2 separate regions of the Homo sapiens genome follow, and region 1 is linked to region 2. The links are chromatin loops, found by intact Hi-C in ENCODE. Cell type or tissue: heart left ventricle. All regions are shown on one strand. Links, peaks and the distances in the headings refer to the core of each region. The heading gives the core; the rest is flanking DNA. Region 1 has its middle 21 kb from the start of DNM1L. Region 2 overlaps BICD1 (BICD cargo adaptor 1).

What was found. A loop is a pair of places that touch in the nucleus more often than their neighbours do. Peaks named below come from ENCODE experiments on the same cell type or tissue, not always from the same donor. Only the 100,000 strongest peaks of a DNase experiment are listed, where the experiment ranks them.
Region 1: it touches region 2 in a loop (6-fold over the local background); 49 of 110 quality-filtered maps call a loop at or near these places.

What each region holds. Positions count from the first base shown.
Region 1 is chr12:32,654,511-32,661,100 of GRCh38, forward strand. No RefSeq gene overlaps it. Among named protein-coding and RNA genes, the nearest start is that of DNM1L, 21 kb to the right of the region's middle. In heart left ventricle, for the core only: a CTCF peak has its summit at 3,265; no DNase peak of the experiment used is centred there.
Region 2 is chr12:32,361,628-32,368,217 of GRCh38, forward strand. BICD1 (BICD cargo adaptor 1) reads left to right here. Exons shown (of 10, transcript NM_001714.4): 9 at 6,043-6,118. Among named protein-coding and RNA genes, the nearest start is that of FGD4, 35 kb to the right of the region's middle. In heart left ventricle, for the core only: CTCF peaks have their summits at 4,013 and 4,216; no DNase peak of the experiment used is centred there.

The DNA of each region.
Region 1 (6,590 bases), core at 1,727-4,226, 290 kb after region 2:
AAGGATATTATTGAGATAACCGTTAAATGAATAACATCTGTAGATTAGATCATCATACTGTAGCTGCTAATTTTTCTGTTTTGACCATTGCACTGTGGTTATGTAAGAAAATATCCATGTCCTTGAAAATATACACTGAAGTATTTGAGGAAAAAGACACATCGTGTCTGTAACTTATACTCAAATGGTTCAGAGATGAGAGAGAGGGAGAAAGAATGATAGAGCAGAAGCAATGTGATAAAAATGTTAAAAGAATCTAGGTGAAGGGTAAACTAGAGTTCTTTTAAAATACTTATGACTTTTCTGTAAGTCTGAATATATTTCAAATAAATTGAAGTTTTGGAAGAAATGTAAATTAAAATGAGATATTACTACACACCTGTTAGAATGGTCAACATCGAGACACTGACCACAAATGCTGACAAGGATGTGGAGCAACTGGAACTCTCGCTCATGGTAGGTGGGAAGGCAAAAGGGTACAGCCACTTTATAGTTTGACAGTTTTTCTTGCAAAACTAAACTTATACGAACCAGCAGCACACTCCTTGGTATTTACCTAAATGAGTTGAAAACTTATGTCCACACACAAACCTGCTACAGAGCAGCTTTATTCACAATTGCCAACACTTGGAAACAACCAAGACGTCCTTCAGTAGGTGAACAGATCGACAAATGTGACAATGGAGTATTATGCAGCACTAAAAAGAAATTAGCTATCAGGCTATGAAAAGACATAGAGGGACCTTAAGGGCATTCACCAAATGAAAGAAGTCAACTAAAAAGGCTACATATTGGCTGGGTGCAGTGGCTCTTATGCCTGTAATCCAAGCACTTTCGGAGGCAGAGGCAGGCAGATCACTTGAGGCCAGGAGTTCGAGACCAACCTGGCCAACATGGTGAAACCCCATCTCTACTACAAACACAAAAATTAGCTGGGTGTGGTGACACGTGCCTGTAGTCCCAGCTACTTGGGAGGCTGAGGCATGAGAATCGCCTGAACTCAGGAGGTGGAGGTTGCATTGAGCCAAGATCGTGCCATTGCACTCCAGCCTGGGGACACAGCAAGACTCCATCTCAAAAAGAAAAAAATATATATATATGGAGACATATTTTGAGATTATGTAGATATCCTAGTCAAGAATTTTTTACCCATCAATGTCCATTGATGATTCTGAATGATTCCTTTGTTTTGTCAATTGCTGATGTTTTCATTTCATCATTTCTTCTACACTTATTTGTTGGCATCCTACTATAAGCATTTTTTCTTATCATTTATTTATTTATTCATTCATTCATTCATTCATTCATTCATATGTTTGGATTCCTGTGTTCCTATTTTATTCAATGGATTGTATAATCCGTTGCCATTATTTTAAATTTTATGTTAATTTTTATGTTTAACTGTCCCAGATTTTGCCAGTGGGAGACCCTTCGAGCTGCCTCCTGGTTCTTCTGACATGTCACTTGAGCCTAAGAGTTTGAGACCAGTCTGAGCAACATAGTGATACCCCATCTCTAAAAACAAAAACAAAACTACATATCATATGATTCCAACTATGTATATGACATTCTGAAAAAGGTAAAACTTTGACACATTAAAAAGATCAGTGGTGGCTCACGCTTGTAATTCCAGCACATTGGGAGGCCAAGGTGGGCAGATCACTTGAACCCAGGAGTTTGAGACCAGTCTGGGCAACATAGTGAGATCCTGTCTCTACAAAAGATACAAAATTAGCCAGGCATGGTGGCAGGTAGTCCTAGCTACTCAGGATGCTGAGGTACGGGAATCACTTGAACCCTGGAGGCGGAGGTTTCAGTGAGAGGAGATCACACCACTGCACTCCATCCTGGGTGACAGAATGAGACTCTGTCTCAAAAAAAAGAAAAAAAGAAAAGAAAAAACAAAACAAAACAAAACCCATGTATGAGATTAGAGCCCCAAGTCCAGAGAGGAGCAGTTTCTCAAACTCTTGCTTCAAACAGCCAAAGTAAAGATTAATGTCTATTAAATTAAAAAAAAAAAAAAAAAAAAGCCGGGCATGGTGGCTCATGCCTGTAATCCTAGCACTTTGGGAGGCCGAGGCGGGAGGATCACAAGGTCAGGAGTTCAAGACCAGCCTGGCCAACATGGTGAAACCCATCTCTACTGAAAATACAAAAATTAGCCAGGCATGGTGGCGGGCACCTGTAATCCCAGCTACTCGGGAGGCTGAGGCAGGAGAATCGCTTGAACCCGGGAGGCCAAGGCTTCAGTGAGCTGAGATCACTCCACTGCACTCCAGCCTGGGCAACAGAGCAAGACTCTGTCTCAAAATAAAATAAAATAAAAGCCTAGCTGTTTTTTTTCTTAATTTTTCTTCTCTGTCTTTTCCATTTTTTCCATCTAAAAATTTAAAGTTTAAGAAGAAATACATTGTTATTAAGGAACCACCAATATCCACTTTATCCATCTAACAAAATGATAGCACCAGCCCACTAGTAGCAGTTGGCCACCTAGGATAGTTTGCCAGTAGTGGTAACCAAGGGCCAGGTCCACCCTTCCTCTCAGCTTTGGTGTATTATCTGGCAGTGGAGCTGGGCTCCACACAGAAGAGAGATCCCCAGCTCCCACACTTCGCATTACTATTTGTTACCTGAGCCCCAGTTATACTGTGTGTGTTGCTTAGGTCTTTGGGCTCAACAGATTCCTTGGACAACATAACAACCAAACACAACACATAATTCCTTCAGCTTCTGCCAACAACTCACTGTTTATGGGGCTGTGATGTGGGCCATGGGGCCAGCCTGAGATCAGGAACAGATGGGACATGTAGGCTCCCAGGTAAAGTAATATCTAGGCACCCTTTAAAATCAATATTCTTGAAATAGTTGCTCAACATGAATTTATTTTATTGGGTTTTTTTATTTGTTTTTGAGACAGGGTCTCTGTCACCCAGTGGCACAAACGGCTCACTGCAGCCTCAACCTTCTGGGCTCAAGTGATCCTCCTACCTTGGCCTCCCAAAGTGCTGGGATTACAGGCATGAGCCACTGCACCTGGCCTCAACATGTATTTAGAGCACGGAGGGATGAACAAAATAGTCAGACTTCTGGGGGAGAGCTGGCAATCTTTCCATTGTATCTGCGCTCTTCAGTTTTGGGGAGAGAGTTGTGTATATTTACTACTCATCAAGTAAAAGGACGTGGAATCAGCTGGAACAGGTTTCACTGGAAAGCTGTTTAGGGATCATTTATTGTTGCTCAAGAGTGCCCTCTAAGGGTTTCAAACTATGATAAGTGACTAACCACATTCTGTGCTCTGCAGGAGTTCCGGCAAACACAACTTTCTCCATATCACTATGGTTTCAGAGATGCCTAAGTGCTCATTGATACTTTAGCATCCCTTACAGGATGGCAACACCGGCAGCTCCCCGGCCAGCCCCCCTTATCCTGCTCTGCTGGGAAGAACAGTCTACAATGCGGCCGCCCCATGGTCAAGTTGCCCTTGCTCCTTGATTCTGTTATTCTCCTTTTCTTAAAAAAAAAAAAAAAAAAAAAAAAAAATCAAAGCAAATTTCTCCAACCTTATCCACAATAGAACTCACGACCGAATCCAAGGGATAGACTACTGTCACAGCTCAATCTTGACCTGGGATCCCCCATATATAGGTGTTATATAGGTGTCTCTCTCTCTCTCTTTTTTTTTTTTTTTTTTTTTTTTGAGACAGAGTCTCGCTCTGTAGCCCAGGCTGGAGTGCAGTGGCGCGATCTCGGCCCACTGTAAGCTCCGCCTCCCGGGTTCAAGCGATTCTCCTGCCTCAGCCTCCCTAGTAGCTGGGACTACAGGCGCCCTCCACCACGCCTCGCTAATTTTTGTATTTTTAGTAGAGACGGGGTTTCACCGTTTTAGCCAGGACGGTCTCGATCTGATCTCGTGATCTGCCCGCCTCGGCCTCCCAAAGTGCTGGGATTACAGGCGTGAGCCACCGCGCCCGGCTAGGTGTCTCTTTATAAAATAGAGATCTGGCCGGGCGCGGTGGCTCACGCCTGTAATCTCAGCACTTTGGGAGGCCTAAGGCAGGTCAGGAGGTCAGGAGTTCAAGACCAGCCTGGCCAAGATGGTGAAACCCCGTCTCTACTAAAAATACAAAAAATTAGCCGGGCATGGTGGCGGGCGCCTGTAATCCCAGCTACTCGGGAGGCTGAGGCAGAGAACTGCTTAAACCTGAAGGGGCGGAGGTGGCAGTGAGCCGAGATCGCGCCATTGTACTCCCGACTGGACGACAAAGCAAGACTCCGTCTCAAAAAAATAAAATAAAATAGAGATCCGGGCCGGGCGCCATAGCTCACGCCTGTAATCCCAGCAGTTTGGGACGCCAAGGCGGGTGCATCACCTGAGGTCAGGAGTTCAAGACCAGCCTGGCCAACAAGGTGAAACCCTGTCTCTACTAAAAATATAAAAATTAGCCAGGCATGGTGGTGGGCACCTGTAATCCCAGCTACTCCAGAGGCTGAGGCACAAGAATCACTTGAACCCGGGAGGCAGAGGCTGCAGTGAACGGAGATTGTGCCACTGCCCTGCCTGGGCAACAAAGAGAGACTCCGTCTCAAAAAATAATAATAATAAAATAAAATAGAGATCCACTGTTTGTAGTCTGAGGTCCTATTAGTTTTATTTAAATTGTACCCTAAGCACTTCCCCTCCTTCCAAAACAGTTTTCACAGTAACAGCCAAAACCTGAGGGTTTAGTATCTGCTAGCCACTATTCTAGGAACTTTATAGAAATAATTTCATTCATATTCCATCACAGTTTTTCAGTGTAAGCATTGTAAATAATGCATCAAGAAACATCTTTGACTTGTTACTGAGAGTTCCATCTGTGATAAAGGGCAGATGTCATAGAAAACCCCTTTGGCAGGTGATTCAACTCGAAGGAGAGGGTGGGAGGAAGCAACATCTGAGAATCATGTGAGCTGTGTTTCGGAAATACACACATCTGTCCCACATCCTGCTGCCCTGTGGATTTGATATGCCTGAGGCTGCATGCTGGCAGGTGGGCTTGGGTGTATAATTTTCTCCCAAGTGATTCTCACTCATTCCATTTTTTTGCCTGTCCCTCATCCCCATTTTTAAAAATTATTTATTTATTTATTTATTTATTTATTTATTTATTTATTATTGAGATGAGTCTTGCTGTGTCACCAAGGCTGAGTGGCATGATCTCGGCTCACTGCAACCTCTGCCTCCCGGATTCAAGCAATTCTCCTGCCTCAGCCTCCCGAGTAGCTGCAACTACAGGGCTGTGCCACCATGCCCTGCTAATTTTTGTATTTTTAGTAGAGACAGGGTTTCGCCATGTTAGCTGGGCTGGTCTCGAACTACTGACCTCAGGTGATCCACCCACCTTGGCCTCCCAAAGTGCTGGGATTACAGGTGTGAGCCACCACACCCGGCCCCTGGTCCCCATTTTTATGAACCATTGTGATAAAGTTGAGGAAAGGCCATTAGTCTTAAGGGTTGCACTCAGGCGCAGTACCACAGCCCTGTGCAGCCAAGACTTCAGTGCTCTGCCTGCTCCCTGTGACAGCACACCCTCCTGCTGTCCACCCAGCTCCACAGGCTTCACTGAGAGGCTCTCAGGTAAGCCTCAGCCTGTTGTGGGCTGTCTAGACTGAAAGCAAAGATAGCTATCTGGCTGGAAAAGAGAAAGGAATTAAGAGATCCATAAAAAGGCTTTCTAAAACAGCCAAATGTTTATAAAGGAGAAAGGAAATTGGGAGCTGGCCAGGTCGTATTCCCGTTCTTTGCCTTCTCACACGACAGAGCAGTGTGGTTCCCAACCTGGTTTCCTACCTCCCCTTTCTTCCCCACCTGGGGACATGTGGCAAAGTCTGGAGACATTTTTGTTTGTCACAAACGGAGTGGTGATGGGGAGGTAGTGTTACTAGCATCTTGTGGGTAGAGGCCAGGGAAGCTGCTAAACATCCCAGGAGGCACAGTACAGCCCCCCAAACAATGATCTGGCCCAAAATGTCAATGGTGCCGAGGTTGGGAAGCCCCGCTCCAGAGCCTCCACTTCTCTGGCTACCCATTCCCCCACTCCCGCCACTCCTCAGACAGGGATGGAGGACAGCCAAGATTGTCAGCTGTGACTTTCTCTGCAACCCTGTCTTCTTTTCTCCTGTCCCCCTGTCCAGTGCTCTGCTTCCCTCAGGTCCAAGTGGAACGATGATGGCATCTGACCAGAAAGTTTCCTGGGCCCTGAGTAACTGCCTTAGATTCTTAGTATGTAGTGGGTGAATCTTTAGTAATAAGGTCCCTGGAGCAAAGTGATGCCTTATCTCTAGTATGAAATCTGGGAACTCACGGAGAGATAAAAATAGCCTCAATACCAGTGGACTGGGAACATGGTGCGTGATCTGCTGTTTGAAAATCCCTGTCCTTAAGTGGCCTTGCACCATGATTGCTAAACTTTTCCAGAGCCATCTCTATTTCTCTAGTGTAATTTAACATCTTTTTTGGCGGGGGCGGGGGTGAGTCAAGTTCATTCTTTTTTTTTTTTTTGAGACGGAGTCTCACTCTGTCACCCAGGCTGGAGTGCAGTGGCGCG
Region 2 (6,590 bases), core at 2,740-5,239:
GACAGAGATAGTTTTCATGGGAACACGTGGAGCATCCGGAGGTTGTTTATGGTCATGAGGGAAAGAGATGTGGTGTGGAAAATACGATCTTGTGAAAAAGTAGGGATGCATTAGTTCTCAAGTCAGGAAAATGAGGAGGTGGAGTCAAGCGATGCTACAGGAGACTGTTTGCCACAAAGAGTTGCTGCTGTGCCTGCCCCAGAGCACTTGGGCCCAAAGAAGCCACCTCTGCAGCCTCACTACTCATCGTGGCTGGGTTTGGTCTCCACAGATGGGCTTTCACTCACATGGTGCTCACCAGTGCCCACTGCTGCCATCTGGGCCAGGTGTGGAGCCAAAACATAGAAGTGTTCCTTGTCTCCTACATGAGCTGTTCCTTCCCATCCCAAACAGCCACCAGTGGGCTCCTGGACTCCCTAAGGCATTGACTTTTAGAAAATTGGGTAGTTTGGCTGGGCGCAGTGGCTCACGCCTATAATCCCAGCACTTTGGGAGGCCGAGGCAGGCAGATCACCTGAGGTCAGGAGTTTGAGACCAGCCTGGCCAACATGGCGATACCCCATCTCTACTAAAATTATAAAAATTGGCCGGGCATGGTGGTGCATGCCTGTAATCCCAGCTACTTGGGAGGCTGAGGCAGGAGAATTGCTTGAACCCGCGAGGCGGAGGTTGCAGTGAGCTGAGATCATGCCATTGCACTCCAGCCTGGGCAACAAGAGCGAAACTCTGTCTCAAAGAAAAAAAAAGAAAATTGGTTAGTTTTCTAAATTGCATTGAAAATTTTATAAATAATAGAAGCCCGAGAGAAAGCCACACAGCAAAACTTTCTCTCTCTGCCAATGAAATGTATTATTTTCAGCCACCTCTTTTTAAAAACAATATTATCTTCATTCCTGTACCCTTCATTTTGCTTTGTATTTTTGAGAGCGCTGGTTGCCTTAAAATCAGTATCTCAAATCTCTGGCAAAGTTCCTTCTGTTTCTTTGACTCTATGACCCTGATATTTTCTAGAGGTAGCTGGTGTCAATTTGAGAAGCATCCAGAGGAGTGAATAGAAAAGAGGCCTTAGCATTAAAAAGACTAAATTTAAATCCTTGTTCCGCCACTTCCTAACTGTGTGACCTTGGGCAAGTTAATACACATGCTGAGCTTGGATTAATCAGTGGAGGCTTGTAGGACACCTACTGTGATGGCAAATTCTGTGTTTGTTTCTAGCAGGAGAGATTTTAAAAAGAAGTTAAAGAAAAAAATATGTGAGACTATGATATTCTCCCATATTATCAAAAACACTTATTTTCCTCAATGTAGGAATAGTGCAAGCCTGTCGACCCAGCTATTTTAGAGGCTGAAGTGGGAGCATCACATGAGCCCAGGAGTTCAAGACCAGGCTTTAAGAGACCCTGTCTCTTAAAACAGATAACAAATGTAAAGTTTATAGGAAAGATTACATCATGTTGATTCAGCAAATATTTTCCTCTCTTATTTCTCCCTTTCTTTTCTATCTTCCCTTCTACGTGAGGCCCTTGTTTATGGAGGAATGTCATACAAGGGTACTCTTCTTGTGCATATCGAGACAGACCTATAGATGCTTTGAGCTATAATATTCCATATTCATCCCTGCCCTGGAGGCATTAGTAATCTCTTGAGCCAGGCACAGTGTACACACTTGTAGTCCCATCTACTCAGGAGATTGAGGCAGGAGGATTACTTGAACTCACTGCATTACAGCCTGAGCGACATAGCAAGACCTGGCCTCTAAAAAAAATACATAAATAATCTCTTGAGTATGCTATGACATTTCCCAAGCCTGTGGCCTTATCATATAAACGTACAGCATTTTCTAATTCCATTCTGATCATTTCAAATAAACACTTTAATTTTATGATAAAATGTCTTATTACTGTTACTAAAGACCATAAAAAGTTTGTAGTTACAAAGAAGTTATTTGACTAACTCATTATGTTAGATGTCAGCCTAGATATCACAACCTCCAGGAAGCACTCCCTAACCACTTAGATTTAGTTGTGTTTGGTTAGTTAGATTTAGTTATGTTTGATTAGTTAGATTCAGTCTAATTTAATTTAATTAACTTCCGCTGTGAGGTCCTGTAACACCCTACACTTTCCCTATCATAGGAGGCAATACAGTGATACTTCTGCAAGTTCAGCTCAGCCCTTGGACCATACAATCCTGGATTCAAATTGCACCTCTACCTCCTAGTGGAGTTTGTCAAGTTACTTAACCTAAGTTCCCCTTTCCTTATAGATGAAGTGAGATTAATAAAACAGGGTTATAGAAGAGCATGTATATTAAGTGCCTATACAGTGCCTGAGACATCGTAAACAATAAATAAGTACTAGATGCTGTCATCATCACCATCACCATCACCATCACCACCATCATCACCATCACCATCACACTTCAATGTAGTTGCTTATTAAATATGCTTATCTTCCTTGATAAAACAGAGACCACATTTTCTCTGTTCACCTTTTTCCCCCTGCTGCCTAACACAGTTTCTGACACAAAATAGGAGTTTAGTAACTTGACTGTTGAATGGTTTAGACAAACCCTGGTGGCCAAACAACAGCAATGGCTTTGTGGGTTCTACAATGCCTGCTCCTTCATGCACATAGTTGTCATCTTTTATTCCCCCCAAAGCAACGAGATGTGGTCTAGTTCCTTCAAGGGTGAGCCTAGCAGAATAGATCCTAGACGGAGCAGGGGAGATCACTCAGAGCCTGCAGCATCTCAGAGCTACAAGGGACTTCCTCAGCCTCCCAACCTACCTCCTTCATTTTACAAAGTACATCCTAAGACACATCCGTGGCTCAGCCAGGCTACAATTGACACAACTGGAGGGCTGTAGACCCGAGAAGAGGGATTTAGAAGACAACTGAGTCAGAGCAATGTAGCTACATTTTAGTTTAATTTTTTAAGTCCATCACCATTTTATCTATGAAATTTGTTTTTTATTCTTTAAGGATAACACGTAGCTAAGTGCTTATAAATAATAAATGAAAAATAATCATCATTAGCTTGGCTAGGAGCAGTGGCTCACACCTACAATCCCCACATCTTGGGAGGCCGAGGCAGGAAGACTGCTTGAGGCCCGGAGTTCAAGACCAGCCTAGGCAAAATAGCTAGAACCTGTCTCTACAAAAATTTAAAAAATTAGCAGGGTGTGGTGGTGTGTGCCTGTGGTCCCAGCTACTCAAGAGGCTGAGGCAGGAGGATCACTTGAGCCCAGGCGTTGGATGCTGAAGTGAGCTATGATAGCCACCTAGGCAACAGCATGACATCCTGTCTCAAAAACTAAATAAATAGGCCGAGTGCAGTGGCTCACACCTGTAATCCCAGCACTCTGAGAGGCCAAGGTGGGTGGATCACCCGAAGTCAGGAGTTAGAGACCAGCCTGGTTAACACGGTGAAACCCCGTCTCTACTAAAAATACAAACAATTAGCTGGGCGTGGTGGCGCACGCTTGTAATCCCAACTACTCGGGAGGCTGAGGCAGGAGAATTGCATGAACCCAGGAGGCGGAGATTGCAGTGAGCCGAGATTGTGCCATTGCACTCCAGCCTGGGCAACAAGAGCAAAACTCTTGTCTCAAAAATAAAATAAAATAAAAAATAAATATTAGCCAGAGATGATGTTACTTCTAATGAAGGAAAAAGTGATATTCACTACAAATAAGAAGAATGTCTACCACCTCTCTAGCATTTCATTAAGGGAGTACACTGTGGTTCTGATCACCTGCTGTCTGAATTTTACCATAAATTATATTTTGAATGAATAATAATCTGTGACTGTATTGGCAAAACAAAGTCAAATATATGAGATATTTTTAAAAGATGTAAGCCATTTTAATACTCTAGTTACTCTAATTCTAAGGATCGCTATTCCACAGAGGCCACTACTCTGCTTTAGAAGAGTTTCATTATACCTCCCTGGCAATGTAAGACATAAGGAATCCAGAGTGGTTTTTACATCCATTGCATTTACCCAAATACACCATCGGAGGGCAGCACACACCTGGTTGACTTAACTGCCTGTCTGGTGGCCTTATCAAAATAGTTGTCAAATTAGTCTAAGACATTCCTAAATTACCACTCAGATAGGCAGGAAAGCTGTTGGAGAAGACAAAAGGAGCAAAGATTTTTAAAAGACAAAAGAATGCATTCCTTAAGACTCTGAGTTTCTACAAAAGGGAATCTGGAGCTAATCAATGCTGCAAAATGGGAAAACGGAGTTAAAAAAGGAATTTCCTCAATCTGAGAAAACAGATTTGTTATATTTGAAAGATTTTTACTGAGTATGATCATCCGAACACCAGCTACTAAACAAAAATCAGATCTCCTTGTTCCTATTAAGATGCGCTAATTAATAAGATGGCAACAAAGACCACCATATAAAAGGGTTCCTTCAGTAATGTTTTCTTGAGTGAACAAAAATCAAGCCTGCCTTATATTGTATTCTACTTTGCATCACAAACAGTTTTAGTGTATTTCTGGAAAAGCATCAGCAGTTTTTTCGAATTTTAAATTCTGGAGTTATGTAACTATATAGGCAGGCTTTTTTATAACAGAATATAACAGTGATACTTAAATAGAAGACTTCAAATGTAAATATCAGTAGAGCCTCGTTAAGGCTATAAATCCAGACTTTGTGATAATGTGGATTAAATATTATTTACATAACATATAAGGAGGCCGGGTGCAGTGGCTCACGCCTGTAATCCCAGCACTTTGGGAGGCCGAGGCAGGTGGATCACCTGAGGTCAGGAGTTCAAGACCAGCCTGACCAATATGGTGAAACCCTGTCTCTACTAAAAATACAAAATTAGCCGGGTGTGGTGGCACATGCCTGTAATCCCTGCTCCTTGGGAGGCTGAGGCAGGAGAATCACCTCGGGAGGCTGAGGCAGGAGAATCGCCTGAACCCAGGAGGCGGAGGTTGCAGTGAGCTGAGATTGCACCATTGCACTCCAGCCTGGGCAACAAGAGCAAAACTCTGTCTCAAATAAACAAACAAACAAACACATATAAGGAAAGGGATTTGCTAAGCAAATACAGTCTAAGCAGTTGGCAAGAGGAAATGCTTCAATTATTTAAGAATAATTTTTAAGTTTAATTCCAATTTTAACTTGTTTGCAAAAATCTTTTTGGAGAAATATGACGTATATGCATTTCTAACCAGCTTCTTGCATGATTCTAATATAGTCACCTAGTACCAGTAAACAGACTGCTCTTTGATTTTTTTTTAGAACACCAGGCACTACTTTCTTGGAGTAGATGATTAACCCAGCTAAAGCTTGATTTTTACTAGCTAGCACTTTATTAACCTAGTGTGTTATATTGTGACTTTAAAATGGTAAAAACAATTACAAAGTGGAGTTCTCATTCAGGTTAGCTTTCTAGTCCAAGTCACTAACAATTTACTATGTAATAGACATTCTAAGATTTCTGCCAACAATTCTATTGTCAATATATAAAATCAATTTTCAGAAAACTGTAAAGATTATTTCCTTGTTTAATTAAGATTCTACTAATCATAGAAAAGATTATATTGCACACTTTTCTCAAGTTACCTATGGGACTGACAATATGTCCATGTGTCCTGATAGTAAAGTCAGTTATCTGAATGCGTTCCATTTTGGAATAAGAGATCTAAGTGCTAAGCAAGTAACCACCACCACATTCAGGTTTAGAATTGGAAGATCTTTCATTATATTAATAGACCCTTTATTTTTAGATATAACAAAATACCAAAGACAAATGGCCACATATATCCTAATGTACTTGAGAAATCTCGCTACTAATGCTGTGTCACTAATTTTTTAATACTGTATTTAAGAAAAAAAAAAAAGCCTGTCTTTTCTATTGGCATCATTCAAGAAGAAAAAAAAAAAGCTGAATCAGGATATTTCTGTGTGAATGCACATTCCTCACTAAATCTCTCAGGCAGCTGCTTTAGTCACTGTTACTAACACCTTGCTCTGTCATCTCTTTGTACACATGTCTAATTTATCAGTTTCTTGTAGATTGTCAGCAGCCTGCTGCCTCCGTACCGCCACAGTGCTCACAACTAGCCGGGAGGCAAGACTGCCCAACTGTCAGGTAAATTCAGATGTCCTTTCCCTTCCACCCAGCTGCATGTCAGATCCATAGACCCCAGCTCCCCTTTCCGACACCTGAACTGCCTACGCATCATTGTATTTTGCTGTATTTTATTTCAAGTGTGGGCTACATAGACACACATTGGACACCTGCAGTCCCTGCGTTCCCAGTAGGAATACAAGAGAGCTGGGGTTTATTTTGCTGGCTGCCAGCTGGTAGACTCTACAGGCTGCCTTCAGCCCCTTTGTCTGTGTAAATACTTGGATTAGTCCACTGTTTCATTCCTTTCCAAAAAATAAAAGCTGGAATTGTTATGATGTTTGTCCTACTTTTTATTTTCTTTTGTCTTTAAAATATATTTATTTTCCTGGGGAATCTGAGGGATACCAATATACTAATTGACCTGATTTGATTCCTGTACTTTATATGTATTAAAACATCACTATATACTCCATGAATATGTACAATTATT